2 separate regions of the Mus musculus genome follow, and region 2 is linked to region 1. Evidence: chromatin loops called from intact Hi-C (ENCODE). Cell type or tissue: left cerebral cortex. All regions are shown on one strand. Links, peaks and the distances in the headings refer to the core of each region. The heading gives the core; the rest is flanking DNA. Region 1 holds the start of Unc13a (unc-13 homolog A). Region 2 holds the start of Fcho1 (FCH domain only 1).

Region 1 (15,415 bases), core at 8,863-11,362:
TAGGACTCCCGGGACCCCAGAGGGGGCGGTCGCACGGAGTACTGGTGCACAGAGGCGTTGGGCTGCGAAGTCGTATAGTAGGGCGGTGGGATGCTGTTGCTGGTCTCACTCCTATAGTCACTGTCCCGGTCATCCACCGCACTGTCGGGGTCGTCATCTGCAAGGAAGAGGAGGGAGAGGAAGGGTGAAGACTGGAGAGCACACAGTGGGTCTAAGCCAGCCTCCCTCTGGGGCGTCGTCAAACTCTGCTATAGCACTGACATAGGCTCTAGCAGGACAGAAGGAAGCTTCCGGTGTGTCAGCTCTCCGGCCTGGAAGGACAGGGACCCAGCTGTGCGGCCTGGGAGGATGGAAATTCAGTTGTGCCACCTGGGAGGACGGTGATCCATCGACTGGGATACGACCAGTGCTGTGAAGGGGACTCTGGTTTCACGGAGCCGCTCATGCTCACTTCCTAGCAGAGCGCGCCCTCTAGCGGTCGCTGAACAAATGTCAATCAGGACCGTTAGCCGCGCTCACTGCAGAAACTAGACCTGGTTATCTAGCTTTTGTTTTTAGCTAAAGCTACATACAGGAAAGACACCCAAACTGGAGTCTGTGCTTTCTACCAACTGTTTATAAAAGTATTATATTATTCTGGACGTGGTGGCGCATGCCTTTAATCCCAGCACTTGGGAGTCAGAGGCAGGTGGATCTCTGAGTCTGAGGCCAGCCTATCTACATACACAGTAAGTTCCAGGACAGTCAGGGCAACACAGAGAAACCCTGCCTCGAAAAAAAAAATATTACATGTATTCATTGTAGGGGCACGTGTGACACAGCACGTGTATAGAAGCCAGAGAAAATATTGCAGGAATCAGCTCTCGCCTTCTGCTGTGGGTGACAGAGACTGAGCTCAGATCCCTGAGTTCCCACTGAGCCATCCCACCTGCTCCAACATAGGGTTTTTGACCAAACTGCCTACCACTTTGGCTTGGAGAGAATCATCTACTTTGGGCCCCACTAGCTTCCCTGTGACACAACCAGACTGAGGCTTTAACCAGAAGTATCTGCTTTGTACAGGCGACACTGGAACCAAGGGCCTCATGGATGTTGGGCTAATGGTCGACAAGGGTAAGGATGTCTTAGGAAACTGGTTTTCCCTCAAGGACATGGCCCTGGCTGCTGTTGACGACCAGGCCCCATTCTCCTGCATCAGTGTGACATGGGGTCACTTCTAGAGTGGTGACAGGGGAACAGAGATGGGGATGTGAGGGTGAGGTCACATATGGGGCCACGTAATGAGGGGCCTTGGGGTCTTCAAGATGCCCACTTCTCTTTACTTACTCTGTTCTCCCCAGCCAAAGTAATTCCAGTTGCCTAGGAGGGAACAGGCACAGTGAACCTCAGCTGCCCTCTCTTCCCGCAGCCCCACCCCCACCCCCCAGCAAGGAAGGCTTATGACTTTCCCCCAGGGCACCACCTTTCCAAGCCCCCATACTATCTCCAGCAGGGGGATTTTAAAAAGCAAAACAAAAGACAAACCTACAAACAAACAAACAAAACCCCCCCAGGGGCTGTGCCTCCCCCTCCTCCTCTTGGTCTGAGGATCTGAGATAGAGTCTCTCATAGGCTCTTGTGCTCCCCAACCAGGCTGGACCACACTGGGCTGTGAGCTACTTCAGTGACAGGCAGGAACAGTGCAGTAGCTCAGCAGTAGCTCGCTGCTGCTCAGAAACCTGAGGCAGGAGGATGGCTGAAGCCCAGGATTTCTAGTCAGGCGGGGTCACACAGGAGTCAAACCCTAAGACAGTGGTGGCTGATGTAGTGGGATGGGGTCCCTCAGCCCTGGACTCCATGTCTGGCTTGGCCCTGGCTGTCACTTTTTCAGGCCATCCAGGCAGCTGCTGGGACACAGCAAAGCAGGAATTGCACACCAGGCTTGGCTGCTAGACCGAGCAGAGGGGGAGTGGGCAGAGGGGGAGCAGGAGCGGGCGGGTGGCACTCACAGCACTGGCTGCTGGGCACTGGCAGCGGCTTGTCCTGCTGGTCCTGGAAGGAGTACTGGGGAGGGGACGGTGTGTCAGGGACAGTGGACACGGCTCACTCTGGTAAGCCCACTGCATCTGACTTTGTGCAGCCACGGAGCAGGACAGAGAGACAAAGAAGGCAAACCAAGAGGAGCAGCCAGACAGCCCTTTGCTGTGTCCCTCCTTCCCCCAAGCCCCAAGAACACCGCATGAGTTTGAGCTGTGGATTGGGACACTCTGAGCACAGAAGGGAGAGCTGCCTAAGGCTGGGATGGCAGGGAAGATGGGGCATTTCATGTCTCCATGTGTCCCTGGAGAGGTTGGGTCAGGAAGCTCACCTGGAGGTGACTCACCTCATCCTGGTCACGCATGGCATTCAGCTGCTCCAGCTTCTTGGCCCAGTAGCGTGCCTCCTCCTCAGGGATGTCTACAAGCAGAACCTTCACGTCCCGGGCTCTGGGGACCCCTGGCCTCCCTCCCTTGGGCCCTGGTTCAGTGATTGGGGAGTTCCTGGGGAACCCCAGGAACAGATGGATGGGGAGGGGCAGGAAGCCAGGAGCTCTGGGAGGGATTGTGAGGACCTTGAAGGATACAGCCTCCCCAGCCCAGTCCCCAAGTGGGCACTGTGACCTTGGGTCTGGCCACACACCCTGGGACTCACCCAACGGCAGCTCGAAATGAGCGTCCAGGAGGATGCGATGGAAGGTGGGGTCCTTGGTCCCACAGATCTCACTGTCCGCCATGATGGCCTGAGAGTCCAGTGTGAGCCACTCTCCTGGGCCCTCCTGGGCATGGGTGAAGGCACGGGACAGGGGTCAGAGCCCCCCGGGGGGAGGCAGGGCCCAAACACTGGCTGCACACTAGCTTCTCTTGAGGTAGCCTCCTCAACCTGCTCTCTCTCACCTTACAGCAAAGGTTAGACCCCACTTCCCAGGTGAAGGATTTTACAGTTGTGCCTCCAGACAGTAAACCCAGTTCCTGGTCACCCTCAGAAAGCTGCCCAAGGGAGTGAGGCCCCCACACTGCTCAGGAAAACAAGCACTGTGAGCAACTGGGGTCCTTCTGACTCTCTATTTCTTTACTACTCATACGATGATAATCTTCCATGGAGAACACTGGCTGCTCCTATAGGGTTCAGGCTACCGTCAACCTGGCCACTGAGAACATCCTGGGTCCCCTTCAAGATACTTCTGGCTCTGGGTCTCATGGCTGCTGCGTGTCTGCTACATGTCTGCGGCGAGTATGCTGCGTGACTGCTGTGTGGCTGCTGTGTTGCTGCTGCATGGCTGCTGCATGATTGCTGTGTGGCAGCTGCTGTGTGGCTGCTGCGTTTGTTCCCTTCCTTTCTTCAGTTATTTATGGATTAAATGACAAGCACAAGCCTTGTCAAAGCCTGGACCACCCTGGGTGCTGTTAGTCCCCAGGAGATCCTGGTCACCAGCCTGGCTTCTGAGGAGCCCACAGTCCTGGGACCCACAAGGCCAGGAAAGAGCAGGTTGGGCCCTTAACTGGCAATACATCTGGAATTCTCTGGTGAATGCTTTAAATCACTAGGTGGTGACCCAAGCTGAGTACATGGGTAGGGGGAGCAAGTCTTACTTTCCTTAGACACAGCCCCTGGGTCTCTGCCAGGCCCTCTTCTCCACCTGTCACTCACCTCATTGGACTGGCGGATGGTCCGCAGCGGGATCCACACAGTACCCACCATCGTGTCCCAGATGAGACCCTTGTTCCACACCTCCACGGTCAGGCCTAGATCCAGGCGGTTGATCTCACTGTGTGCACAGCACAGGGGGATGAGAAGGAGAGAAGGCAGGCTCAGAGAGGTCAGTGCGCTGGCCTGAAGACACATAGCATACTGCAGTAGGAAGCCAGACCTGGAGGAGCCAGTGCCAAGAAAGGCAACACACTGATTCATTCTATGGAGGGGAAACTGAGGCCACAGGGAAGAGCTTGTAGCTCAGACTATTGTAGGCACCCAGAGTTGAATCTGGAAGAGAAGGGCTAGGAACAGAAGGTAGCAACTCACCCTTATCTTACTGGCCCTTTGTGGGGTCATGAGACCCCAGCAAGGCTGGGCAGGCGAGGAACACGTTCCTCCCTGACCATTCTCTTCTGGAGGTATAACTCGGGGCTCACTCTTGTAACATGTGACTTCTCTGGGCCTCCCTTTCTTCATCTATTAAATGGGACTCATGGTAGCAACCCCCCAGTGCAATGTGCACAGTTGATTTAAAAGAATGAAAATAATCACAAAATAGGATGCACCCAGGTGCTGGACATCAGAACAGATGTGATGAGGAACAGGTGTGTTGGCACACACCTGTGCGATCAGCACGGGGGGGGGGGGGGACTGAAGCAGGAGGATCAGGTTTCAGGTCATCTTCAGTGATATAGTGAGGTGAGGTCAGCCTGGGCTACTTGAGACCCTGTCTTAGAAACAGATAAAGCTGAGCCTAACAGAGAGACTGTTTTTAAAATGTGGATGGTGTGGCCTGCCTGGCTGGGGCTTGACAGAGGAAGGAATAGGTATTCAGTGACTAGTGTTTGTTGTGCACTCCCCACCCGACTGATTCCGGTGTAGTGTACCCTCAGAGGTCACCGTGGGCTTCCACCCTCCTTACAGCAGAGGGAGGCTGGGAGCTGAACAAGGCAGGAGTGAGGAACCCCTCCGTGGTGAAGTGTGCAGAGGAGCCAAGATACCTCCGCAGCTTGGCAGCGGGTCAGGGAAGGCGTCCTGGAGGGGGTGGCCATCTGGGGGGGGGGTGCAAAGGCTGAGAGGATGGAACTGAGGGAGCTGCTGGGTGACACTGAGGTGGCTTTCAGCATTTATAATCTTTTCCTCTGCCTGGAGGGGAGCACCCTACAGGAAGTAAAGGGGAGGGCGGAGGAGCAGGTCTTGGGGTAGAGGGGCCGGGAAGTGTGGTAGCTGTGGCCTGTGGGCACGGGAGGTGGGGCCTCACTGTCTCGAAAAGAAAAAAAAAAGAAAAAAGAAAAAAAGAAAAAAAAAGAAGGGCCCTGGAGGCAGGTGTAGAGCCTGGGCTTGTAGTGTGGTCACAAAGGAGATAGGGAGAGGACTGGGCAAGAAGCAATGCAGGGTGGGGGTGGGGTTGTAGGAGGAGCCAGCTATGGAGCCGGATTATTGTGGGTGGGGTTTGTGGTGGGTCAAGTGTGCTTCAGTGGGATGGCCTGAAGAGGGGTGTGGGCGTGGTTGTGGGCGGGGCTTTCTGGTGGGAGGGGATGCTTAGGGGGGCGTGTTTGTTTGGGCGGGGCCTGTTCGGGTTGGGGCTTTGTGTGGGCGGGACAGTGGTGGACCAGACTTTTCAGCAGCTGGAGGGTTTTTGTGGACAGGGCTTCTGGCTGAAGCAGTCCTTAGTGGGGGGGACCTTGTGGGATCTGTGGTGGGCGTGTCAGATGCGGCTGCTGTGGGCTTGGTTCCTATTGACCTGGCCGGGGAGGGCGGGGCTGCACACTCACAACATGAAGTCCTGCTCCCAGCTGGGCTGGCTGCCACGTACAGCTATGGTAGTGCTCTTCACGTTCTGCACCTTCAGCGTCACGTATGTGTTGAACTTCTCTGCAGCGGGAGAGCGGGGCAATGGCCAGCTGTTCCCTCCTGGGTCCGTATGCTCACCTCAACTCGGAGGGTGGCCCAGCAGACCCGGGTCCCAGAACCGCCAGTTATCATCCATTCTTAAATTACACGGGGAAATGGATGCCAAGTCTAAAGGGTTTGGTTTTCATCTGGGACGACCGACAGGAGGGATTAACAAGTCATATAGGAGATGGTGAGTTCAAGGCTAGCCTTAGCTACAGAATGAGTTCCAAGCTAGCCTAGCCAGCTTAGGGAGACCCTGACGTAAAATATACAGACAGTTTGGGGCTAGGGCTGGAGTTTGGTGCGGGCATGTGCAAGCCTCAGATTCCCCTTGGGTCTCAGGCGCTGTCTACCCCTGGGTTCCTCTCCAGGAGGAACCTGACCTAGTTGGGGGACAAAGCTCACACCTAAGATGAACCTGCCCTCTGCATGGCAGCAGCTGCCAAAGTCCTTCCTCAGGCCAAGGAGACCAGACGAACAGACAGGACCACAGCTGACAGTTGACGGGGACAGTACAGGACAGTTAGGACAGAATACTTACCTTGGGCACCGTCAAACTTGGCTTTTTTGACTGTGAAGAGAGAGATGGAGAGAGCCAGGAAGGTTGTGGGGATGAGAGAGAGAGAGAAAGATGCAGAGATGGAGACACAGAGAGACATGGGGAAAAGAGACATAGGAGAGAGAGAGATGGAGGGAGGATTATCAGAGGCAGGGAGGAGGAGGAGGAGAGAGAAGAAGCCATCAGAGAGCCGCAGAGCAGAAGGCATCAGGCCCATGGGCACAGCCCTCCCCTTTCCCCAGCCTCCCTATGGGCTCTTGACCCCATCTCAAATAAAGCTGGAACTGGGGAACTGGCAGGAGGCCTTCCCTTAGAGGCCTTCCAGGATGACATAGACATATGGAGATGAGGGGACAATCCTGAGATCCTGGCTCAGCTGTCACCTCACTCAGTCCAAAGCCTGGTGTAGGTAGAGCCTGAGGTTAGATCCACCAGTCCCTCCCTCTGTCCCTTCTTTGGTTTTCCAGACAGTAGGCAAACCCAGAGCATGGAGGATAAAAGACTTGGAAAGTCAGGCTCTCCTGTCTTCTCAGCCCTCGCTCCCAGACACCATCAGCACAGCTGGCTCCTGGTGACTAGGAACAGCCCATGAGAGACAATCTCATACACACGAGTGATTTTCACTTCACAAATAACAACACACGCACACACGCATGCACACGTTCCAGACCTTGAGATTCTCAGTGTCTGAGCTCCTATGCCATCACCCAGCCCCTGTTGAAAAACTCATTTTTAAAATGCCAATAAATTTGTCTTCGTGCCTTGCACACAAAGGATTGTGGAGTGTGAGTGGGGGAGGGGAAAGGCATTCAGTCCCAGAGTGAGGAAAGGCTGAGCTACATCCTAAAGCTCTGAGCCTTCATCCTAAGTTCACTGTGTTCTCCACATCTTCCCAGACCTCCAGGCTGCTGTCTCCTCCATCTCTCTGTCATGTCCCCCCTTCTCTGTGACCCTCAGCCTCCATGCAGCAGGCCCTGGGGCTGGAGGGTTAAGGCTGTTCAGGTCCTGCAAACCCTTGCTGGCTGGCTGCTCTGACCACCCAAGCCAGGCTTACTCTGAGCTAGGACTCAGGAAACCCAGGACCTGAGTAAGGACAATCTGTAGAGGAGAGGGCCTTGGGGGGGGGGGGCAGCCACAGTGGGGGAGGAGCCCGGAGGAGGGTGGTTAGGGGTGAAGTTTCTGGGAGAGAAAGGGAGTCTGAGAAGGAGAAAGGTGGGATATTCACAAGCGGAGGATTTAGGTTGTCTGTGCAAGGATTCCATGTGTCTGGGGGCAGGGAAGGGTGTCTTGGAGCAGTGGGTGTCAGAGCAGGGAGAGGGAGAGGATACCTGGGGGAGGGATGGGTGACAGCTGGGGGAGGGAGAATGTCAGAGCAGGGGAGGGGGAAAGTATCTGGGGAAAGGTGTGTCACAGCAGGGAAAGGGAGGGTGTCTGGGAGTAGAAGTAGGGTTTAGACCTGGGTGGGGGCGGGTGTGTCAGATAGGGGAGGGTGTCTGGGGGAAGGCTGTGTCAGAGCAGGGGGAGGAGGCCAGGAATCTGGGAGATGCAGGTCAGAAGTTCCGGGTGTCTGGGGTGTTAGAGGGTTGGGTCCTGCTAGTGCAACTGCTCCGTGTATATGTGTGTGTGTTCCCCATCACGTCCCCAGAGTCACTGCCGCGTCACATCCCGCCACCTCCCAGTGCTGGGGTCAGCGGGCGGAAGTGCCTGGTCTGCTCAGCTATTTATAGCGCACCGAGGCTGCTAGCGATTCAGGTTCTGGCATCGATTCAGGTTCTGTCGCCTTTCACGGCCTCAGTTTCCCCGCTGCCCCTCCTTTTGATCCCTTGTCACCCGCACTATTTTTATTCTCTGGCTGGCAGCCTCGGATACTCAGATCCGTTTTCTGATTAAAGACTGTCTAGGGGAGACTTGTCCATATCCATAGGGTAGGGTGGGGAACCTGGTCACCAGGGAAGCATCTAGAAGGGCACAGGGCATACTAAGCAAGGCCACCAGACCTTCAAGGAGCCATGGATGACAACAGTAAGATGCTAGCTGCTGCCTGGGCACCGGGGATGGACAAAGCCAGGGCTGTCACCCTCCATCCTACAGTAACATGAAGGAGACAGGAGGCAGCACAGACAGTCGCAGGGGGCAGGTCCCTGTTGCTGGATAGTGTCAGCTGTAGGGCAGCTGGGAACTGCGTTTTGCAAAGGATTCTGGGAGAGGAGGAAGGAAACAGACCGTGGAGGTCAGGCACCTCACTGAAGGACCCTGACCCAACCTTCTTGCCCAGCCCACAGTTAGCCAGGGAGTCCTCTCCCTGCTGTGTGTTTCTAGGCAAGTGGATGAACCTCTCTGGGGCTCAGTTTTCCTCGTCTGTGTAGTGGGGTTACTATGATGGACGGGCAGGTTCAACTCTGGTACTATTCAAGTTTCAAGACAAATTTATACCCACACCCCAGCTCTCTCTCTCTCTCTCTCTCTCTCTCTCTCTCTCTCTCTCTCATAGTGATTGTTTGTGTTTGTAGATCTTTTTCTTTTTCTTTTTTTTCTATCTTTGGAGACAGGGTTTCTCTCCATAGCCCCAGCTGTCTTGGAACTCACTCTGTAGACTAGGCTGGCCTCAAACTCAGAGAGATCCACCTGCCTCTGTCTCCCAGGTACTAGGATTAAGGTGTATACCACCATGCCCGGTTAAAATATATCTTTTTTTTTTTTTAAATGGAGGAAAGAGCTGTAAGCTAGCTACTATGAAAAAACTAAAACCTGAGTCAGATCCCCTAGAGAGTCAGACTGGATTTGTCTTTTGTAACCGCAGCTCTAGGGAAGCAGGAACAAATGGATCCTGGGATCCCCTGGCCAGCCAATCTGTGTGCTCAGTTTCAGTAAGAGAGTCTGTCTCAACAAAGTGGGAGATGCCTCAGCAGACTTCTTGCCACCAAACCTAATGGCCGAGGCATCTGGGATCTACACAGTGGAGGAGGGAGAGAGCAGACACCCCAAATTGTTTTTTTGACCTCCTCATACCTACATACAGTCAGGTGAGATCACAGGTCTAAGATGTACGTAGTGTATCTGCCTGTGACCAAGTGTGTTTCAGGAGGTGTGGTCAAGTATGTGCCTGTGTTGAGATGGGAAGGGATATTTTTTCCTACATTTTCCTCTGTATGTGTGACAAGGCTTGTTTAGCCCCGGCTGGCCTCAACTCCTGAGTCCCTGCCGATGCCTCCCAAGTTCTGAGGTGATTGGCATGTGCTGACAGGTTTGATGTATGCAGTGCTGGGGATGAAACACAGGCCTTTGTGCATCCTGGGCATCACTGTTTGAACTGAGCTATGAGCACTGTACCAACTGAGCTGCAAGCACTATACCAACCGAGTTATGAGCACTGTACCAACTGAGCTATGAGCACTGTAGCAAGCACTATGCATACTGAGCCTCAGCTCCTGCCTATCTATGTGTATATACTAAACGTTCCTTAGCATCCTGTGTGTACAATCTAGATCTGTATCTGCAACATGGAAGCTTCCATTGCAGAGGAGCCTGGAGCCCCCATATATCCAATGGCAGCCCTAGCCATAAAGCGTCCGTGGGGAGGGTCGTGGGTGGTTGGAATGAAGGTGTTCCCTGACTGTGAGGGTGAGTTCAGGTCCACTGGACACCTCCAGGCCCAGCTTTACCACGCCCAGCGCCCCACTCAGGCCCCACCTGCACCTCCCTACCTCTCTGCCTGTTTCCTCTCCCCAGAGCCCTACCCTTCATTCCCTGTTCTGCCCACCATGGTATCCAGGGAATTCAGTACAAATGTCTCCTGGGCCTGGCTTTCTGGAAGCCTCCTTTCTTAGGCTGCACGCCCTCCACCCCCACAGCTGAGCCTCCGGTTTGCGTCAGAGTTGGGGTGACGCGCCCCCCCCCCCCCGCCCCAGGAGGCAGGATGGGAGGACACGGGATTCAGGGAGCTCCCGAGGTGAGGATCCCCTTCACGTTCAGCTCCGCTTACTTCCCAGGTCTGGAAGCCGCGGATACCCAGTAATCCTGGGCAGTCGGAACCTTCGAGGCACAGGGTCAGAGAAAAGAGTTCCTGCTCCTTTAAGAACACCCGCGTCCAACAGACTAGAGCGATGCACCGCGGGGCGCGGGCGGGCTGGGCCGGGTTTGTGAATGGAGCAGCGAGCGGAGGGGGAGGGGGGGACAGGGAGGGGGAGGGGCAGAGGGGCGGGGCCATCTAGGGCTACACAGCCGCGGAGCTCAAATCCGCACACCGCCGCCCAGGTCTCCCGCCGCCTGGGTTCTGAGGGGATGGAGACTCGCCCTCTTCCTTACACAGCTTCCTGGAGGTGGGAAGGGGAAAGGGAGTAGGGGGTTCACCCCCCACCCTCCAAACCTAGAGCTCACAACGGTATCGGCACGCATCGCTACATGGCCAGTCGGTCGCCCAAGGTCTCCCGCTGTAGAGTTACCTGGCAGCCGTGCCTAGCCCCACCCGGAACTTCGAGGGGTGCAGGGGTCACACCTCTCCCGTTATTCCCTCCCTACTCTCCAAATGCGGAGCGTGGGCCTGGGCGTGGGCCTCGGTGCAGATGGCGTTTTGGCCCCAAAATAGCTGCTCCCCCACATCTCCTTCCCTTCCTCCAGCCCTAGGGGTGAGGCGAAGAGGGAGCCACGAGCTTCCGCGGAGCCTGCTGCACTGTTTAGGGCATACTGGGGATCGGAGAGGTTGCTCCTACGCTCAGTCCGGGCCCATTACCCCTAAACGCCCCACCCTCGCGCGCACGGTCCGCCGTCTCCTCAGCCCCAACCAGGGCCTATAAACCGTCTACACAGGCGCCCCGAGTCCCTCATCCACTCGTGTGAGTGACAGGAAGAGCACCTAGGGCTGATCCAAGTGCGCCCTGAAGCGCGCACCGGGGGTCCCCCTGCTGTGCAGCCCGACTCGGCTCATCCACGCACACCCCGCACTTTTCCCGCGTCCACGCAGAACCTACCTCCCACGCACAGCAGAGACATGACTCCAGGCGGCTAGAGCGCGGCGGGTGCAGCGCGGGGCTCAGGGCTTATGCCGGGGCCCGGCCGCCGGCCATGTCGCTTCAGCACCGGGGGCGCGGACAGCGCCTGACGCGCTCTGACGCTGCGGCGTGGGCGGAGCCGGAGACGCGTGACGGGGCGGGGCCGGGCAGACGCCTTAAAGGGCTCGTAAACTGCGGGGAGTCCAGGCCAGGTCGTATCTGTTTCAAAGCCCTTTGCTTTCTGGCTCAGCCTCGATGAGTATTTCTGTCCGTGCTCCACCTACCTAGGTCTCCACGTTTCTATTTCCTCTCTGAGCCACCTAACCTGTGCTCTTGTTTTACATTCTCCTGGGTAACAGAACTGCTATTTGCTGTCAATTCCCCATCTTCAGTGCCGCAGGAAGCTGTTTGTTTATTGGTTTTTTTGTTTGTTTTTTAATCCGGGTACTGACACTTGCGAGACATGTGCCTTACCTTCCCCGTATGAGGCATATACTCTACCACAGGCACATATCTCTGCCCATTTTATAACTTTACTTCTTGCGGGCCATGGACGTAATAGATCTCTGCGAGTCTGTGGCCATCCTAGTCTGCATAGTGAGATTCTATCTCTAAAAACCAAAACAAACAAAAAACACACGTTTATTGGGTCTGGAGAGCTGCCCAGAGGTTAAGAGCACCAGCTGGTCTTCCAGAGACCCCAGCCTTCTGTTCCTCGCACCCACATGGTAGCTCCCAACCATCCACAGACATGCACAGAAAGCAAAATAAATCTAAAATTTTTTTTATACATTACATTGTTTATGTGTGTAGAAATGAGGCACACACATATCACAGCGCCCATGGAGATCAGAAGGCAACTTTCCAGACTTGATTCTCTTTCCACTATGTGGGTTCCAGGAATAGAATTCATGGCTTCAGGCTTGGCAGGAGGAGCTCACTGGGATATTGTGCAGAGCTTCTTGATTTTTTTCCATGTGTGGAATGTGTGTGTGTGTGTGTGTGTAAGACAGAGTTTGCATGTGCCTGTGTGTGCATGTGAGTATGTTTGTGTGTGTCCATGTGTCTGTGTGTGTGAGTGTGTCTGTATGTGTCTATGTGAGTGTGTTTGTGCTTGTGTGTCTGTGTCTGTATAAGTGTGTGTGTATGAGTGTGTCTGTATGTGTTTATGTCTGAGTGTGTGTTTGTGTATCTGTGTGTCTGAGTGTATGTGTCTGTATCTGATAGTGTGTGTGTATGTGAGTGTGTCTGAGCACACACACCTGTGCATGTAAGCCCAGTGAACAACCCTGGATGCTGTTCCTCATGCACAGGTCACTTATTCATCATTGTAGCTGTTGGTAGCAGTGTCTTACTGGCCCTAAGCTCACAGCTTAGACTGGCAGCTCCTGGAGAAGGGCCTGGAGGTATGTATCAGCAGCTCCTCCTGTAGGCTTTGGAGACAGAATGGCGGCCACCCTGGCACCTCCACTTCCCTTAGGCACCTCAGGAGCATGGTAGCTACCCAGCCATCTTCACAGCCCTCTGCTGCTCTAATTAAAATTTATTTGCATTTATTTTACATTTGTGACTGTTCTGCTTGTATGTCTGTGTCCCACCTCAGTGCTTGGTGCCCACACAGGCCAGGAGAGGGTGTCAGGTCACTGACACAGGGGTTGCAGTGGTGCTGAGCCACCTTGTGGGTGCTAGGAATCAAACTTGGGTCCTCTGGAGGAGCCAGTACTCCTAACCACTGAGATGCTCAATTCCCCTGCCCCCTTCCCCCTTTGCAGAGTGACCTTCATGCTTGCTCACATGCTGAGCTAATTATGTGTTGGTGTAAATTCTAGACTCCTCCTCACTGTTTATAGGGGTGGCCCTGAGTGAACTGCCCCAGACAGCTAAGCCTCCTGTCTTGCGCTGCGCAGCCTCCACTCCCACCTGTGAGCCAGCTCCTCGCAGCCTGAGCTCCTTCCTTTAGTGTCCTTGGCTCCTGTTTTCTTTTTTTTTTTTTTGTTTTTAAGATTTATTTATTGATTATATGCAAGTACACTGTAGCTGTCCTCAGACACTCCAGAAGAGGGAGTCAGATCTTGTTACGGATGGTTGTGAGCCACCATGTGGTTGCTGGGATTTGAACTCCTGACCTTCGGAAGAGCAGTCGGTGCTCTTAACCGCTGAGCCATCTCTCCAGCCCGGCTCCTGTTTTCAATACTGCCATGCTCACTGTCCTCCATACAACCTACTGGGCTCCTCCTGTTAAGCCTCAAAAATCTATGTAAGGCCAGGTTGACCTCCAGCTATCTCTGTCCTAGAACAAGGCAGAAGTTTCCTAGAGCACAGAGTGTTTGGGACAGGAGCCTCATTCAGGTCTTACCCAGAATATTTTGTGACTGGCTGGACATGACTCAGGGGCAGACCCTATCCTATCTTAGTCTTCTATTGCTGTGAAGAGAACTTGACCAAGGAAACTCTTACAAAAGTAAACATTTAGTTGGGGCTGTCTTACAGTTTCAGAGGTTTAGCCCACTATCACCATGGAAACCTGGAAGTGCCCAGGCAGACATGATATTTCTCCATCTGGATCGACAGGCAGCAAGAAGACAGAAACTCTGAGCCTAGTTTAAGCATTTGAAACTACAAAGCCCCAGTGACTCTTCCTCCAATAAGACCATGCCTCCTAATGGTGCCTCTTCCTGATGAGCCTATAGGGGACAGTCTTACTCAACCCCTACACACCGCTGCCTAGGATACCACAGTGTATGTGTGTTGGGGGGACTGGATTGCACAGTGTCCTAGGTTCCATTCCCAATATTCCACCCCCATATCTCCCAACTCTTGGTGCCTCAGTTTTGCCATCTGCAAAAGAGGGATTATAACAAATGACTTTGTGTTTTTGAATCCAAACCTACAAACTCGGGAATCCTAAGGGCTCCAATTCTTTTTTTTTTTTTTTAAAGATTTACTTATTATTATATCTAAGTACACTGTAGCTGTCTTCAGATGCACCAGAAGTGGGCATCAGGTCTCATTATGGATGGTTGTGAGCCACCATGTGGTTGCTGGGATTTGAACTCAGGACCTTCGGAAGAGCCGTCGGTGCTCTTAACCACTGAGCCATCTCTCCAGCCCAAGGGCTCCAATTCTTATGAGTACTTGTTTCGCCGGGTGTGGTGGTGCACGCCTTTAATCCCAGCATTTGGGAGGCAGAGACAGGTGGATTTCTGAGTTCGAGGCCAGCCTGGTCTACAAAGTGAGTTCCAGGGCTATACAGAGAAACCCTGACTCGACCCCCCCCCCCAAAAAAAAAAGAGTACCCGTTTCACTTTTTAAAAAATTTTAATTAGCTTTCAGCAGTAAGGCAGAGGTGAGGCCACTCCAGGACAGAATGGAGGATGACAGGCCCTGCAGGCTCCCTATTGCCCCCCAAATTTAATTCCCTTATTTTGCTGCTTCTTGCTTCTCACAAATATTGCTATGTTCCATGTGCTTTGAACTATTTGTAACAGAACCCAACAGTTGCCTTTTTCTTCTTTTCTTAAAATTTTTTTAAAATTTATTTTGTAAGACAAGGTTTAGTTGTATAGTCTGAGCTGGTCTGAAACTTTCTATGTGGACCAGGCTTGGCTCAGACTGGCAGCAATCCTCCTGCCTTGGCCTCCTGAGTGGTGGGATTGTCACACATGTGCTACAATGGCCTGTTGGTGTCTTCTTCGTGTCCTACATGGGTAGGGCCAGAGAAGGAGCTATGCTGGTGGCCAGTAACAACCCAGCCATACTCCTACCTCCATCCAGCTGTTTTACATGGCAACTGGGATGAAATCTCAGGTATTGGTGCTTATGCAAATGTTCCACCCCTGAGTCGTGTCCCCAGCCCCTCACTGGGGGATTCTAGGTAGGAGCTCCACCAGTGAGCTGTGTGGCACATATTGGTTTGTTCTGCCAGTCTTCTGCCTCATCGTCTGCATCACACCTGCTATCTCTTCACGTTTCCATTCCTGGCATCTGTTTCCTCACGTCATCCTCTCTCAGACAGAGGCCTGACCTGCTGTGTGTGGTGTTAAAGGACTTGTGGATGCTCTGGGTCCCAGGCACCCACCAGGAGGGGCATCTGAGAACAGAACTTGGCATGCTTTAGGGAAGCACAGCTGCACAGTTCTCTCCCCCAGGATCACTCTTAGTTCTACCCCATGCAGCAGACACTGCCACTGGCAACAGATGGGTAAACGGAGGCACCAGGGTGCATAGCCAGGGATGGAGGACTGGAGAACGGGCTCCTGCC
Region 2 (15,415 bases), core at 4,605-7,104, 54 kb after region 1:
ACACAATGGCTTTATGAGTGAGATGTGTCTGGCACTCTGCTAGACACACAGGCCTTCTGGGTAATAATGAGGGCTCCACACACAGCTCCCACTGAGCCTACCTGCTGCTGCTGGGGATCCTGGGTGAGGCTGCACCAGGCACTGCCGCCCAGGGCATTATCTGGGGCTAACACAGAGCCACCCACTGGCCCAGTTCCCAGACCTGGCAAGCCCTCGGCACTTTCTGTCTCCACAGAGTGGGCAGGCAGCAAGGGTCTGAGGAGGGACTTCTAGGGCCTGTGTCTCTGATCACAACTCCTGGGTGACAGCCAAAGGACATTCTAACACGGTTTGATATCTACTGCTTACACATCTGCCGTAGCTCCTCAGTGCTCTCTAGGCTTTTGACCTGGACTTACCTCAAAGGAACTGGGGCACACCAATACCAGTCAGCATTGGGCTCTCAGTGAGGAGCTGGGCATGTGGCTCATGAGTGGAACCCCTGCCTAGAATCCTCCAGTGAGGGGCTGGGGGTGTGGCTCAGGGGTAGAGCCCCTACCTATTACATGTGAGGCCCTGAGTTCTATCCCCAGCAGAGCAAAATCAGAAAAGGATTCCTATATATCAGCCACAGACCTATGTGCAAAGATGCAACTTTCATTCATTTCCTGTCCTAGGCACACTGAGGCTGGTTGGCCAGCCCCTTCCTAGGGAGAACCTCTGAGCCAGTGGGATCCTGAATCAACGGTCTGAGCCCCTTTCAGCCATGCTATCTTGGGGTATGCATGGGAGGGAAGTTGGGGTGGCTTCTATTTTCTCTTTGCTCATTGACTTCTCCTCTCCCCCGCCCCCCCGTTTTTCACACCTCGTGGAATATAAAACACTGACAATCCACCGAGGTGCTACTGCCACCCCTCCTAAATGTGGGTGTCTCTTGGGCTGCTGCTGCAGGACAGAGGTTCCATGTAGACCAGAGGACGACACCTCCAGGGGGACACTCAGCCATTCAGAGGCCATGGGAGAATATGAGTCTTAGGGAGAAGCCTGAGCCCTGCAGGTGGCAAGGGATGGTGGGCCCTTTAAGAAAGCAGAGGCAAGTTAAGAAGAGCTCCAGCTGGGGAGGGAGTGGGGATTGTTGCTAGGGGCAACGGGTTGCTTAGCAACCAGCTACCACTTTGCAAGCTGTGGGCCTACCAAGGAGGAAGGGGCTTTTGAGCCTGGTGTCTCTCTGACTCCATGCTGCTCCTACATCCTTGGTGGCTCTCCAGTTCCCTGGCCAGACCAACCCGGAGGAGACCTCGGTCCTTGACTGCCACCCAGTGTCACACCTCTCAGATAGATTCAGGATATTTCCTGATGTTGTAATGGCATTTGCACATCCTGAAAAGTAGCCTTCGGGGCTGCAACAAACTGGGCTGTAGGTTGCACTGAGATGGACTGAGCTGCAGGATCAGGTTGGCTCTCTAGGTCCCCAAGAATGGAAGTGGCTCTCTCAGAGCTCAGATGCAGCTTTGTGAGAGTCTCTCATTCCCAGACCTGGTTTGCAGCAGGACCTAGATGGCCAAGGGTGCAGAGGTCAGGAGGGAGTCAATTTACTCCTTAAAAAAACCCCAAATTCCCAAGATGGAAATAAACACGGAATTTCCCTGGCTGGGTTGGCCTTGATCTGGGAAATTTGATTTGACCCCAGGTTCGAGGCCAGGTTACGCTGACATGTTATCGTGGAAACATGTTCCTCTGCAGCTCAGGCAGGTTTGAAGCTGCCATTCTTCTGCCTCAGCCTTCCTCAGTCCGCAATCCCAGGTGTGTACCCCCACACCCAGCTTTGTACTGCTGTACTGTGTGATTCTCAGAACACACATGCTGCTCTGGGCTGAGTTCTCAGTGCATTAATCTGTTCCTTGCTTAGGGTCAAGGCAATCCGTGATTTAACCTCTGTCTTTCATCTGCCTAGTCTCCCCTTGACCATAAAAGTCCTTCTATCCCTTTGTGAGCTCCCACAGAAATGATAGCAAAGAACAAAACAGAAGAAACAGCAGGTCTTACCCAAAAATGTTCCCCAAAATAGGACATCCTGGTGGCCTCTGTCCTGCGTCTGTCTGAAAAGAGAGGTAGGGTGGAGGGCTTGGGCCATAACTAAGGGCCTGAGTAGGGAAACTCCAAACACCTTCCCTGTTACAGGGACTAAGGGAGTGAAAGCCCAGATCAGGAGCAAGTCCAGCCTTAGTCCTGTAGCCCTAGGCAACAGGAACACATGGGGCTGGGATGGGACAGGGGGAAGGGGACAGGAGCTGGAGGGGAGGGAGCAGGTGGGGTTTTAAAGCATGGATTTGTGGGGCCAGAGTGGTATTGGATGAACTGAATTATAGACGATGGTTCTGGGCCATTTCAGATGTAGGGAAACTGAGTTACACCCCAAAAGGAGAAGCTACTTGCCAAGGTCAAATGGCAGGAAGGGACAGTGGATTTTGCGACTGAAACAATGGGGTGGTTTCTGTGGGAACAGTCTCAGCATGATGAGCCTGGGAGGGCAGGGTCCCCTTGGGCATCACGGTCAGTTCCCACATCAGGGGCCCCAGGAATACCAACCACTGCTCAGAGGCCACTGCTCACCTGGCTCCAATTCACTCAGCTCTGTGCCTCAGTTTCTCCATCTGTAGGAGACAGAACACCCAGAGAAGGTTTAGCTAGAGACTTCAGGTCACTTTGTATAGGGGTGGGGCCAAGCAGCAGCAGAAGGATGTGTAGAATCCTGGGCACAGGGAGGCTCGCTGTCATAGGAGCCTGTCTGTTCTCATCCATACTTCATGAGCTGCTGGGCTGTGTGGTGACAGCTGGAGCCCAGGAGGCCCAGCGACAGATGAGACGGGGCAGTTGACCACAGGACCACAGGACCGGACCACCCGGGCCCCACTGGGAGGGTACTCACTTAACCCTTAGCTTCAGTTTACCTAACATTGAAATTAGCTGCCCCCCTTTTTTTCTCTGTAGCCCAACCTGGTCTAGAACTCTGGGTCCTCCTGCCTCAGCCTCTGCAGGGACTCAACTGCATGTCACTGCACCTGACTGGAGCTGATGGGGAGCAGGGGACCTGGGCACAGGCTCCCCTGGGCCAGCCTAGAGAGGCAATGTGTCCCAGATACAGGAAGGATGCTGGGGATTTTAGGTCCAACAGGAGGGATCTGGCAGCTGGGGTCCTTCAGCAGATTATGAGTGCATTGGGCAAATGATGATTTCATTTTCCAATGGACACCCTCCAGCCTTGGCTTGGACCATGCCTCTCTTGTGTAAGACTGGCTGATACTCTAGGGTGGAAAACAGCAAATGTCCATATTGGGAGGTTTTTGTTTGATTATTTTTTTAAGCAGAGCCATACCCTGTATCCCAGGCTGACTGCTAACTCAGGGTCATCCTCCTGCCTCAGTCTCCCAAGTATTGGGGTGACAGGTTGGAGCATTACACCCACCTTTCCCTGCTTATCCTGGTGTCTAGCTAGGACCAGGCAGCCTATCTGAACCCCCTAAAGTGTCCCGAGGGACCAGGACCCTACACCAATGTGGCAGCTTGATCTTTATATAAGTAAAATCCATGTCCCCTGTGAACCAAGCCCTCCTGCACACATGCCTGGGGGCCACGCTGGGTAGATGACAGTTGTCTTCGTCATCTTGGGCAACAGTCTCCCGGAAGCCATCAATGTCCCCAGAGCTCATGTTAGACAGCACCCTGCTTCCCGCCACCCTAACATAAAAGCCACTCTTAGGGGGCATACTTCATGCTGTTCCCTACCCCACCTGGCTAGATACCAGCTATCAGGGCCATGACCACCCATCTGGCTCTACCCAGCAGCCCTTGATGGGCCACAACCTGCACCCAGATCAGGGCCTCCCGCCTGAAGAGTAGGGCCAAGGATAGGCCCAGAGGCTGCCACCTGGCCAGGAAGTGACAGACCGACCGTTGGCCCCAGACCCGGAGCCACGGCTGTGGGATAACTTCCTGCTCTGAGGAGACAAAGATTGGGGTCAAACTCACCGATGGGCACTGAGAGTTGGGGCCCCTGAAGGATGGGGTAGGCACCGGGAGGCTATGACCCCTGACACTTCCGCCAGCACTAACTGGAGGCCTCTGTGTCTGGGGGAGGACAGGAAGCCTGGCCCGCCCTGCCTGCCACCCAACCGTCACCTCCCCGCCCAGCATCCCTGGGACCTCCCCATAGTCACAGGGCAGCCACACAAATGGGGGAGGTGAGGGAGCAGACTGGAGGCGACATGATCATTACCAGAGAGACAGACAGCCACAAGTGTCTACCTTGGCCTGCGCTAGGTCAGTATGCCCATGAGTGGAAACCGAGGCTTGAAGACAGGTGAAGCCTCACCCTCAGAAAGGGAAACTCAAATATTCTTACAATTACTTTAGGATCAACAGATTAAAGTTTGTTTTTAGAAATGGTCTCAAGTAGCTGAGGCTGGCCTCAAAATTCACTATGTAGCAGAGGATGGCCTCACATTTTTGATCCTCCTGTCTCCTCCTCTGGGTGCTAGGGTGATGGTGTGGTGTAAATATTAAGTACTACAAGGCGTCTCTCAGCCCCTTGTTCTTGGGGTTTCGTTTTGTGTTTTTAAACCGTGTGATTTGGAAAGAAGTTAAAACACCAATAGAGGCCTCTGAAAATGTTTTAGCCTAAGACAGTTTACCTAATGTAACCTGGGGCTTTCTGGGCTCTACAATACTAGAATAAGGTCCAGGGACAGACACTGCTCAGAGGCACAGAGCAAGCACCCCATCTCCTGACACCGAGTCCCCAAAACCTGAGGCTTAGGTGGGTGAACAGCACCAGGGAACTGAGCCAGGCAAGACTAGACCAGAGCTGCACTCTGGGGGTTGGATACAGGCTGGCTGTGCCCACAGCCATTGATCCCTAGTGTGACCCTCACTGCCTCCCCTCCCACACCAGCCAGAAATCTACAGGGAAACTGAGGCCACTGTGCAAGCCTTCCACTGAGTCATTTCATTTGTCACACATACTTTGAGCACCACTGTGTACCCAAGTCCTTGGGGTGCTAGTGACACTGGTCACACCCTTCAAAGACATCTCACTGCCTCCTTGGCTGTGACCCCATTTAATGAATGCAATATCATAATTACTATCATAGGAGTGGGTGTTTACGGCGCGCTGTCACTCCCACAACCACCTCTGATCTTCCTACAGACTTTCAGTCCACTTCACAGAAGGCTCAGTTTAAGTCCAGTCTGGGCACACAAATTTGGGGGTGTCAGGCTTCCTGCCTGGGACTCACCCTACTATCCTGCAAGAGGCAGGGACTAAGACCTGACCTTCCACTTGGGACCCCGCCCAGGAACCAGCCTAGGAACCCTATTGTAGGTGATGGTATGTGGGTCAGGGTGTGACCTGGGCAGCCACATGGGTGGGACCACAGTGACAAAGTCTGGGTCTTGATTGGAGGCCCGTCCATCTTATGGTCAGATAGAAACTGTCCTCTGCTGGCCTTAGGTCTCGCTGCTCCGCCCCAGGCTAGACTGTATCCATCAATCAAAATCATGGTTTGTTTTGTTTATGCTTTTTTAATGAGGCAGAGTCTGTGAATGTAGCCCAGGCTGGCCTCAAGCTGCAGATCTTCCAGCCTCAGCCACCAGAGGATTGTAATGACCACACCAGGCTCAACCCCTTTTAAAGTGCCAAAACCAGAGTGCCCTAACATTTGACTAAAGATTGTGGTCCCCATCTGGAGAAAATGGGGCACAGGTGTTGGGAATTTGAGACAGATAGTCTGGCTTCCTCAACCTCTATATTCTGAGGAGGAGACTAAGGATCAGGGAGGTGCTGTCACCTGCCCAAGGTCACCATGAAGCAGGTCCTGCGACGCTGAGGGCAAGTGGAGGGGCGGCCATCCCCGACCTTCTCTGCACCCCATCCTCATTCACCTAGACTAATTCTGTCCCTTGGAGCAGATGCCGGCTGCCCCCCTAACAGGGCGCGGGAGTCCCTGGTGCAGGCTCCAGGCCTCTCCAGGCCCCGTTCCCCCGGGAGGGGATCCCGCGCTCCATACTCCAGATACCCCGCAATTCCACCACACTCGCCCTACAGAACCCCCACCAGCCTACCAACCCTAGAGCGGGTGCAAAGGAAAGGAGGAGACCCTCGTTCCCAGGCGAGGAAGAGGGGCAGCGAGGGAGGCGGCCCCCAGCTTAGGGCCAGGCTAGAGACCCGGAAGAGGGATTGGGGGTCCTGGGGGGGGTCTCAGCCTCCCAGCCCAGGATTGAGAGATGCCATAGAGTGGCGCCCCGCCTTCTGCAGACGGCACCTGCGCTCGGGCCGGGTCAGGATGGAGGCTGCGTCCCCGCCCCGCACCCCGCCCCCGCGTCCTGCACCCCGCACCCCGCACCGGAGCCCCGCGCCGGGGACACTCACCGCCTCTCGCGGCGCTACCTGCGCGCTCCAGACCCGCGCCCCGCCCTCCCCGCGCGCTGCGGAGCGCGCTGCTGGCCCCGCCATGGGTGTGGTCAGGAGGAGCTCCGCCCCGCGGTGCTTCATAAACCCTGCACTGGTTGGCTGAGCCTGGAAATTCATCCGCAGGCTATTTGCATATTTTAAAGTGACAGGAGAAGCTCCTTGATCTCTGCACCTGTCAAGTCTCTCGGGAGACTGGGAGGGAAAGAGGGGATAGCTTTTATTAAGTACCTACTGCATACATGGCTCTTTGGAGAACCCCTCCGAGGCTGTGAATTAGGTGACATTTAATATTGAGCCTCATTTTACAAACAAAGGAATCAAGGAACATGGCTAGGAGTTGCTTTGGAGGTCATATAGCAACTCTGGTCTATCCATTCATGTGACATGCCATTTATTTATTCAGGCTGTGTGCTGGTGATGAAGCCAGGCTGCCCCAGCATTAAGCAAGAGCCACATGTCCACTCCACTCCCATATGACAACTTCGAGAGACTTAACTCCCCGGCCTGGGCTCCGTTTCTTGTTCAGGGTCACATGGCAGCATGATGATCCTCAGGACTACTGAGCCATCTCTCTCCCTGCCCCAGAAGCACCTCCAAGGAAGTGGGACCACTGGCCTGGGCACAACCAGAAAGCTAAGTGCCCTTCATCTCCAGTACATGCCCCTGCAGCCTTGGACCCCAGACACCTCAGTTTGGGCATTTTCCTGTGGTGGGAATCAAATCCAGGTCCATCCCAGACTGAGGCTGCCCCACTTCTTACTTGAACCATCTACTGCAGCTCTGCCCCAAATGATGCCGGGTTCTGATGGCAACCATACATAGCTAAATACTAGCTTCAGGGCCGGTGAGATGGCTCAGTGGGCAAAGATGCTTGTAGCAAAGCCTGGATTTTTTGAGAGAGTCCTGAAAAGTATCCTCTAACCTGTGGCATGTGCACACTACCAATGAATCAATTAATCAATTTATGCATCAATTCAAACAATAAAGATTAAACATTTAGATAGGCCCCACACCCAGCTGACTGGTGACCATCTGCCACAATTGGTAAGATAGCCCGCTCTCCATTCTCCATGCTGTTCACATTTTTCACATGTCCTTTTGTTGGCCCAAGAGCCCTCGAGTCACCTTTGGGTTCTGGGATTTGAGAATGGTAAGAAAAGCATCTCTCTCTCTCTCTCTCTCTCCCTCCCTCCCTCCCTCCCTCCCTTCCTTCCTCCCTCTCTCTCCTCCCCATATGTGTGTGGATGTGTGCATGCATGCCATTGCTGTGTCCAGAGCTGGAGTAGGGTGGGTTCCAGGGGCTGAAGCAAAGCCATCAGAGTCGGATGGAACAGGTTTTGACCTGTGATCACTGTCACCTGTCATTGACTGGTTCTAGGCAGGTGCTGGTCTAGAACTCAAGACTTCCCAGGCCCTTTCAGGGGTGTGCACCCCCATAGCAGCCCTCATTCTCGACATGACTCAGTCGTATCTCCGTGATGAGGACACAGGAAATGGGAGAAAGTTTCCCCGAATGTGGACTATCAGGAGGAAAAGTGTGATTGTAATTGTGTGTGTGTGTGTACCATTTATACACATATCTCAACTGGTGACTATTTGATGACCGTGTGTCAACATGACACAAGCTAGAGTCATCTAGAGAGGAAGGAGCCTCAGTTGAGATAAAGCTTCATGAGATACAGCTGTGAGGCATTTTCTTAATTAGATATTGATGGGGGCAGTATAGCCCATTGTGGGTGGTCATCCCTGGGGTGGTGGTCCTGGATTCTGTAAGAAAGCAGGCTGAGAAATCCACAGGGAACAAACCAGTAAGCAGCTCCCCTCCGTGGCCTCAGCACCAGCTCCTGCCTTCAGGTTCCTGCCCCGTGTGAGTTTCTATCCCTACTTCCTTCGGTGATGAACGACAGCCAGTGATTGCAATATTCCCACCCCATTACTTTATGTTCATCACAATAAAATACTTTGCACTAGAGCCTTGAAAGGAACGGGTCAGGTGTGGGATGTCCTCCCAAGGGTATAAAACCTGCGGAGCGAACCACTGACTGCCATAGTACTTCCTGCTTGGATCCCAGCACTTCAGAGGCTAGCCTGGGCTCCTACATTGAAAAATTCTGCGGGCTGGAGAGATGGTTCAGTGGTTAAGAGCACTGACTGTTCTTCCAGAGGTCCTGAGTTCAATTCCCAGCAACCACATGGTGGCTCACAACCATCTGTAATGAGGTCTGATGCCCTCTTTTGGTGAGTCTGAAGACAGCTACAGTGTACTCACATACATCAAAACAAAACAAAACAAAACAAAAAAACCTTCTGGGATGCACCAATGGGTTGAGTCCACCAATAACTCTCAGCTAAAGGACCGAAGAGATGATGGACACATTAGGAGGCGTGGCTTCAGTTGGAGGAAAGGGTCACTTCTCCCTTTCTTGGGCTCTGAGTGGTGAGGTGGTGAGCAGATTTGCTCTCCCATGATGCTCTGATATGACCAGGGCTGGCAAACTATGATCTGGGTGGCCTTTTCTAGGTGACCGTGGTCTGAGCCCAAGACGCACGCCAGGCCCTGCCCAGTCCCCGTGCATGTCCCACCCGCCTTGCAGGAACCTCCCAACACTGTACGGTGTTTTTTATTTTTATTTATTTATTTATTTTTGGTGGGGTGGAAGATAAGGTGGGATTGAGACGTCTGCGCACACTCAGATGATGTGCTACACTGGGCCACGCCCCCATCCGCCAGCTCCCCTACTGATTGGTCATCTTCTCGCCTTTAGCTATTCTGGCTCCAAAGCCTCCTGAGAACCTTGGAAAGGTTACCCAGTGTGGGCTCTGTCCTCGAAAGGCCGGGAACCTGGGGAGATGTGATGCCTCACACAGCTGTCAAACGAGGTGTCACCCACATTCCCACACCCGACCCTCCTTGCAAATCTGAGCCAGGAACGAGCTCAAAGAGGAAGCCAAAGCTCAGAGGCTGTGGCTAAGACCAGGAAAGGCGATACTGAAGCCTCAGGAACACGCCAGGGCGGAGAAGGCGCAGCCTCTAGACAACAGCGCGAGTCCCTGAAGGCTCCTTCCCCCTGCCCCACCCCCGCTTCACACGTGTGTGTGTGTGTGTGTGTGTGTGTGTGTGTGTGTGTGTGTGTGTGTGTGCATGTATATAGGGTGATCCTGGGGAATCAGCAAGTCCAAGCACCTTCCTTTCTTCGCTGTCCCCCTCAGTGTTGGGATTACAGGGCTGTGCCACTTTTTTTGTTGTATTATTTTATTTATTTTACGCATGTAAGTACATTGTCTTCAGACACACCAGAAGAGGGCTTTGGATCCCATTGTGAGCTACCATGTGGTTGCTGGGAATTTAACTCAGGACTTCTGGAAGAGCAGTCATAACGGCTGAACGTTCACATCTCTCTAGCCCCACAAGAGCAGTTTTTTTTTAAGCAGGGTTCTGGGAATCTAACTCAGGCTTGCAAGGCAAATGCCGCTTTTGATTTTTTTCTCCTCCTCCTCCTCCTCCTCCTCCTCCTCCTCCTCCTCCTCCTCCTCCTCCTCCTCCTCCTCCTCCTCCTCCTCCTCCTCCTTCTCCTCCTCCTCCTCAATTTCAGACAGTCTTACCACGTAGCTCGGGCTGGCCTCAATGTCAATCTTCTTCTGCCTCAGCATCCTGGAAACTGCGAAGGTACTTGGCTCCACCCCTGCCTAAGACTCATCTCCGCCTCTGCACCAGCCCTTCTCCGCCGCCCCTCCTGCCCTCAGTCCCAGCCCCTTCCCGCCCTGCGCTGTGCTAATTCCTCTCACCAACCTTCCCCCAAACCAGCCTCCCTCCGTGCCCGCCCCTCCCCACCCCAAACAGGATTCCTTGTAGCCCTATCAGTCAGACCCCGGGCCACCTGGGTCCTGAGTCCCTGCTGAGTTGCCAGGGGAGTGGGTACCATGGAAATCAGGTGCCAAGTTAGGCCACTTGCTCAATGTTACACTATGGCACTGTAGTGACACACATTAAAGTGTTGACAAGAGTCATCTGAATGGCAGCCTCAGGACCCTGGGCCGTTCTGTGTCTTCCCTAGAACAGTTCTCAGGAGGAAGGACTACAAGCACTTACCCACTCTTTTTTTTTTTTTTCCTTTTAACTTTTAAAAAAAGATTTTATTTATTTTTTTATTAGTTATTTTCCTCATTTACATTTCCAATGCTATCCCAAAAGTCCCCCATACCCTCCCCCCCCCAATTTTTTTGGTTTTTCGAGACAGGGTTTCTCTGTATAGCCCTGGCTGTCCTGCAACTCACTTTGTAGACCAGGCTGACCCCTCCCAAGTGCTGGGATCAAAGGCGTGTGCCAACACTGCCCGGCTAAAAGATTCTTTTTTTTTTTTTTTTTTTTTTTTTTTTAGTTTTTTTCGAGACAGGGTTTCTCTGTGTAGCCCTGGCTGTCCTGGAACTCACTCTGTAAACCAGGCTGGCCTCGAACTCAGAAATTCGCCTGCCTCTGCCTCCCAAGTGCTGGGATTAAAGGCATGGGCCACCACCGCCCACTCACCCACTCCTTGGCCATCTGTTAGCTCAAGAAGCCCTAATGGAATGACTGGTGGTGAGATGTCCACACATCGCCATTTGTTTACAGCTTGCTCAGGGTCAGGGACGGGGTGAGGGTGAGGGACCACTGAGTTGCATCCTAGTGAGACCATCAGGGCACCCTCACTTCTGTGGAGTCCTTTTGGGGGTGTTGCTATCCAGGACTGCTAGGAGGAGCAATGGACAGAGCTGCATAGAACCTCTGGCCACAACACAGCAAAATGGCCTCAGCTTGATCTGTTCCCAGCCACCTGAATCCACACTCCATCTAGGGTAGATTGCTAAGCACCCACATTCTCCTTAGGACCCCAAGCCCATCTCAGTCTGGTCAGGACATGTTTTCTGTCCCTCCATGACCCTACACGGTCTAGGGGAGAGCGCTAACCCAGACCCATGACTGAATGGACAAGACAGGCCTGCCACCTCCATGCCCATCATGAGCCTCCTGCCTGTGCATCCTTCTGATTGGACGCTGTCTTCTTCCCTTCTTCCCCAGGGGACCTTCCAGGCCTGGACTTCTGGAAGTTTCTAGAGTGAGAACACAAGTTGGTGCAGAGAGTCTGCTTACCAGTTCATTTCAAGCAGTGGCAGATACCTGGCTATGCCAGTCTGAGAAGGTAATGTGGGAAAATAGACACGGAGGCCTTGCAGACCTGTAAAGGTCTGGTATCTCGTCCTCAGGAGGGGAACCTGGTCCAGGGCCAGAAGGGGGCTTGGTATATTACCATCTTATGTGGGGTTGTGCCAGGATTCCCCTTCCCTAAGGAGGCATCCCTTGAGGAAGAAAGGATTCTGCCAAAACTGCCTTAAATCTCTCCCCTGGAGGGGAAAGCTATGTATGATTCAGTTTCTCATGGGGCTAGAGTCTGTTTTCTGAACCCTGAGCAGACTGGCTTTGAAAGGGAGGTCACAGAAGAGGTAGAAACGGACAGAGATGAATTCCTGTCATCTGTATGATTCCCACATAAACTCTTCGTCTTTGCATTCATGGGCTGTAGCTAAATCCCCTCTCTACCCTGGGTGGCTGAGGATAAATGTGTGTGTATGAATAAACAGGCAGGTAATCCAATCTCAGCCCAACCTCGAGCCCTTTGTACAGTTACCCCAGCCAACAGCTGGAGTGGGGCTATTGTCTGTCTCCTTAAAGCCCCATTAGGAGTCCTCTTCTCTAAAGCAACTAGTGGGAGGTTTGATTGGTTAGGGCTGGACAGGAGCTCAGGCACTGGCAGCCTGCCCCAAGTAGAGCTTTCCTTATTTACTGACAGGAGAGTTGCTTTTGGTTAGGGTTGGGTACTGAGCTAGATGTGGGTCTCTCTGTTGAGTTCTGTCAGCCTCTGCTCAGCAGACAGAACTTTAGAGAGCTCTCACCATTTAATTCTCCTGCATGGGAGTAACCCATTCCCAGGGTGGTACTGGGTTGTTACTATTTCCTGTTGTGACAACCCCATCTTTATGCCAAAGCTAGACACTTCTCACATTGTTTGTGAGGTCCTGTTGTTTGCAGCATTAAAAAAAAAAAAGTCTGGCTGCTTCCCCCAGCTGCTGCCTCTCAGGTCTGGACCACTGCTGTGGCACCTACCTTTATGTTTTTGGTGTGCAGCCTCAAGTGGCCCCAGGGCTCCACCTGCTGGTACTTGTCCCTTCTTGTGGTCCTTGAGGAGGCAGGGCCTGTGTTACTGCTGACAAACAGAAGCACAGTGAAGGAGCATAGCTATGGGAAGATGTGGTTCTGCCTTCCCTTATTTGGAATCAGAGCCATTGGCCCAGCAGAGAGCTGTCCCGGGTGAGGAGAAGGTACGTGTCCTTCAGCTGCCACCACAAGACATCCTTGGCCCCACTGGCACCAGGACCTTGATCTCAAGGTTCTGGCTGGACCCAGTCCAGTTCCTGACCCACAGAATTCATGAGTCTATCCCTACATGTTTTATGTTGCTAATTCGGGAGCTGTCTATTTAACTGTAGTAACTGACCATTGCACCCACACTCTGTCTCCAACAGCCAGAGAAGATTCCATGAAAGACCCAAGTTGCCTCACATTGGCAACTTTGTCTTTATGGCCACCTCCTGCCTCCTGTGTCCCTATCCCATCCTCTTCCTCCCCTCCAGCTGCCTTGGGCTGTTCTGTTCTCAGAGCGTTTGCTCATCCTCTGCAAGGGATGCTGTTCTCTATGACCCATGGATTACTCAGTGCTCACATTCTTCCCTATGGGTCCTTCCCAGCCCTACCTTGCTAACTCCTCCCACTGTCCTAGAACTTGCTAAACACCAGACTCTTCACAACCAGGAAATAGGCAATCAGGAGAGCAGGGTTTTGCCCTGTGATTATTTTATTTTATTTTATTTTATTTTATTTTATTTTATTTTATTTTATTTTATTTTATTTTATTTTTTTATTCCCTGCTCCCCATCTCAGGCCCAGAGCAGTGTCTGATGTACCCGCCTCTGGCCTTTCCTTTCCAAGAACTAGTGAGTTTATGAGCCAATGATTTTCACAGAGATATGAAGGTCACAATAGAGGGGTCCCTTCAGGTTCTGCAATATTCATGCCTGACAGGAAATCCTCATAAAGGTTTCCCACTGTGATGATAGAAATGTTACCTTCAGAATCAGTCCTAACCATCAGATTGTGTAGACCACACAATACTCTTGGCACTAGCCTGTGCTGATAGTTGAGGCTTAATGTAGGACCCTTTGGTTAATGACTCAACAGGTTACAACCCATTCCTCTTACTGGAGGTGTAACTTGGTGGCACAGGATGTGTAGTTGGAGCCTTGTCTCCTCTGTCAGTTTTTGGCTCCATAAGGATCCCTTGCATAAATGTATAGGAGGCTGCTAGAGTAGCCGATTTCCATATAGCTTTTCAAAGGGCCTTTAGTGTTTGTGGTCCCTCCCCTTATTTCCTACTTTAGCTAGGCCTGCATGCCAGGGCTGTGGGTGCTTGCATAACCAAAGGAAACGGACCCTCTACATTTTCAGGTAGGAATCCCTGGGCCCATTCTAATGGGCAGCCAGCATGGGTAACCTGGATACAACGGAGAGACTCAACTCCAGTCAATATCATGGTCATGAATAGGAGGGGCAGGTAACGGAGCCTGAAAGAGGTGAGGGCTGTGGAAGGGTGTACCCCATGCCTCTACCTTTCTCTCCCAATTGCCTCTTATTAAACCCTCCTGTTCTAGCTTTTCTTTATCTCTTTATAACACTATACACTACTTCTTCTTCCTTGGGAGATAGTCTTTTCCCACTGGTTTCTTACAAGATACTAATCCTGTGTGGTTATTTAGATCATAGTTCTCATTTCAGATCCTTGAACACTAACATCCTTATAAGAAACCACATGACATATTTGTGGTGTTGGGTCTGGGTTTGGCAACACAGGATGATTATTTTTGCCCCATCAGGCCAGTTAGGTCCACATATTGGCAGGGCTGCAGGGTTGCAAAGGATCTGAACCATCACCTATCTGCCCTCAGTATTCCCTTTGAAGGCCATGCACGAAGATCTAGTGCAGAGTCAAAACTGACAGTGCTTTGCCCAGGCACCCAGGAGGGTGGGCTCCTGCCACCACAGTCTGAGGCAGCCATGCTTAGAGCATAAGCATAGCACCATTGTGTGCTCAGAGGATGTCACTGTGGTGGTGCTAGCAGGGCTGTACTGCTGCTACGTGCTGAAGTACAGTTCACTTCACAGTGAACTGGCTGTGCTCTCCTGCTTTTTAGTTACAAGACTTGCCTTTTTTTTTTTTAATTATAGAATTTGGGAGGCAGCGATTAGCTAAAGGGAAGGGAAGAGAGGGAAGAAGGTTCGTGGGCGACCCTAGGCCCCAATAATGGAGGAAGATCTTAACTATGATGCCCTGACAATAAACATCCCCAGAAGGGGACGCTGGTACACCTGCCTGTGGCATTCATGTCTGGGCCTTAGATGCATGCATCCTCAGAAAAAGAAGAAATTTCCCCTCTACTGGATTGGCTATGACCCCATGGGTCCATTACAATGAGCTGCCAGTGTGGGTGACCTTGATACAACAGAGAATTTAATCCACTCCAGTCAACATCATGTGGATGAGGGGGGTGGGACCTGTCAGGAATACTCAGAGCCAAGCAGGGAGAAAAACTTCCAGGATTACATCCTAATGGAGGAGAGATGGCATGCTTAGGTTCATTTTCTCTGGGGTCCCCTGCATTGTCTACGTGTTTAATGCTCTTAGGCATATGAGACCTGCATACCCTAGAAAACCAGCTCCTAGGCCTTAATCAAACTACATTGTTTTACTATTATGTTTATAATTAAATTTTGTAGACATACACAGCACAGCACACACAAACACACTCTCTCTCTCTCTCTCTCACACACACACACACAGGTGTTTTGTCTATGTGCATTTTTCTTTTTCTTTCTTTCTT

Evidence for each region. A loop is a pair of places that touch in the nucleus more often than their neighbours do. Peaks named below come from ENCODE experiments on the same cell type or tissue, not always from the same donor. Only the 100,000 strongest peaks of a DNase experiment are listed, where the experiment ranks them.
Region 2: it touches region 1 in a loop (6-fold over the local background); 5 of 42 quality-filtered maps call a loop at or near these places.

What each region holds. Positions count from the first base shown.
Region 1 is chr8:71,660,493-71,675,907 of GRCm38, forward strand. Unc13a (unc-13 homolog A) reads right to left here and starts at 11,265. Exons shown (of 44, transcript NM_001029873.2): 1 at 11,134-11,265; 2 at 6,149-6,178; 3 at 5,487-5,586; 4 at 3,667-3,784; 5 at 2,671-2,794; 6 at 2,363-2,436; 7 at 1,989-2,043; 8 at 1,327-1,359; 9 at 1-157. The coding sequence starts at 11,155. In left cerebral cortex, for the core only: no CTCF peak of the experiment used is centred there; DNase peaks (open chromatin) are centred at 10,035, 10,272, 10,714 and 11,293; H3K4me3 peaks cover 2,202 bases; H3K27ac peaks cover 2,298 bases.
Region 2 is chr8:71,719,227-71,734,641 of GRCm38, forward strand. It overlaps Fcho1 (FCH domain only 1), which reads right to left and starts at 6,455. Exons shown (of 28, transcript NM_028715.3): 1 at 6,407-6,455; 2 at 2,593-2,633; 3 at 2,026-2,078. The coding sequence starts at 2,052. In left cerebral cortex, for the core only: no CTCF peak of the experiment used is centred there; DNase peaks (open chromatin) are centred at 6,050 and 6,522; H3K4me3 peaks cover 1,978 bases; H3K27ac peaks cover 1,715 bases.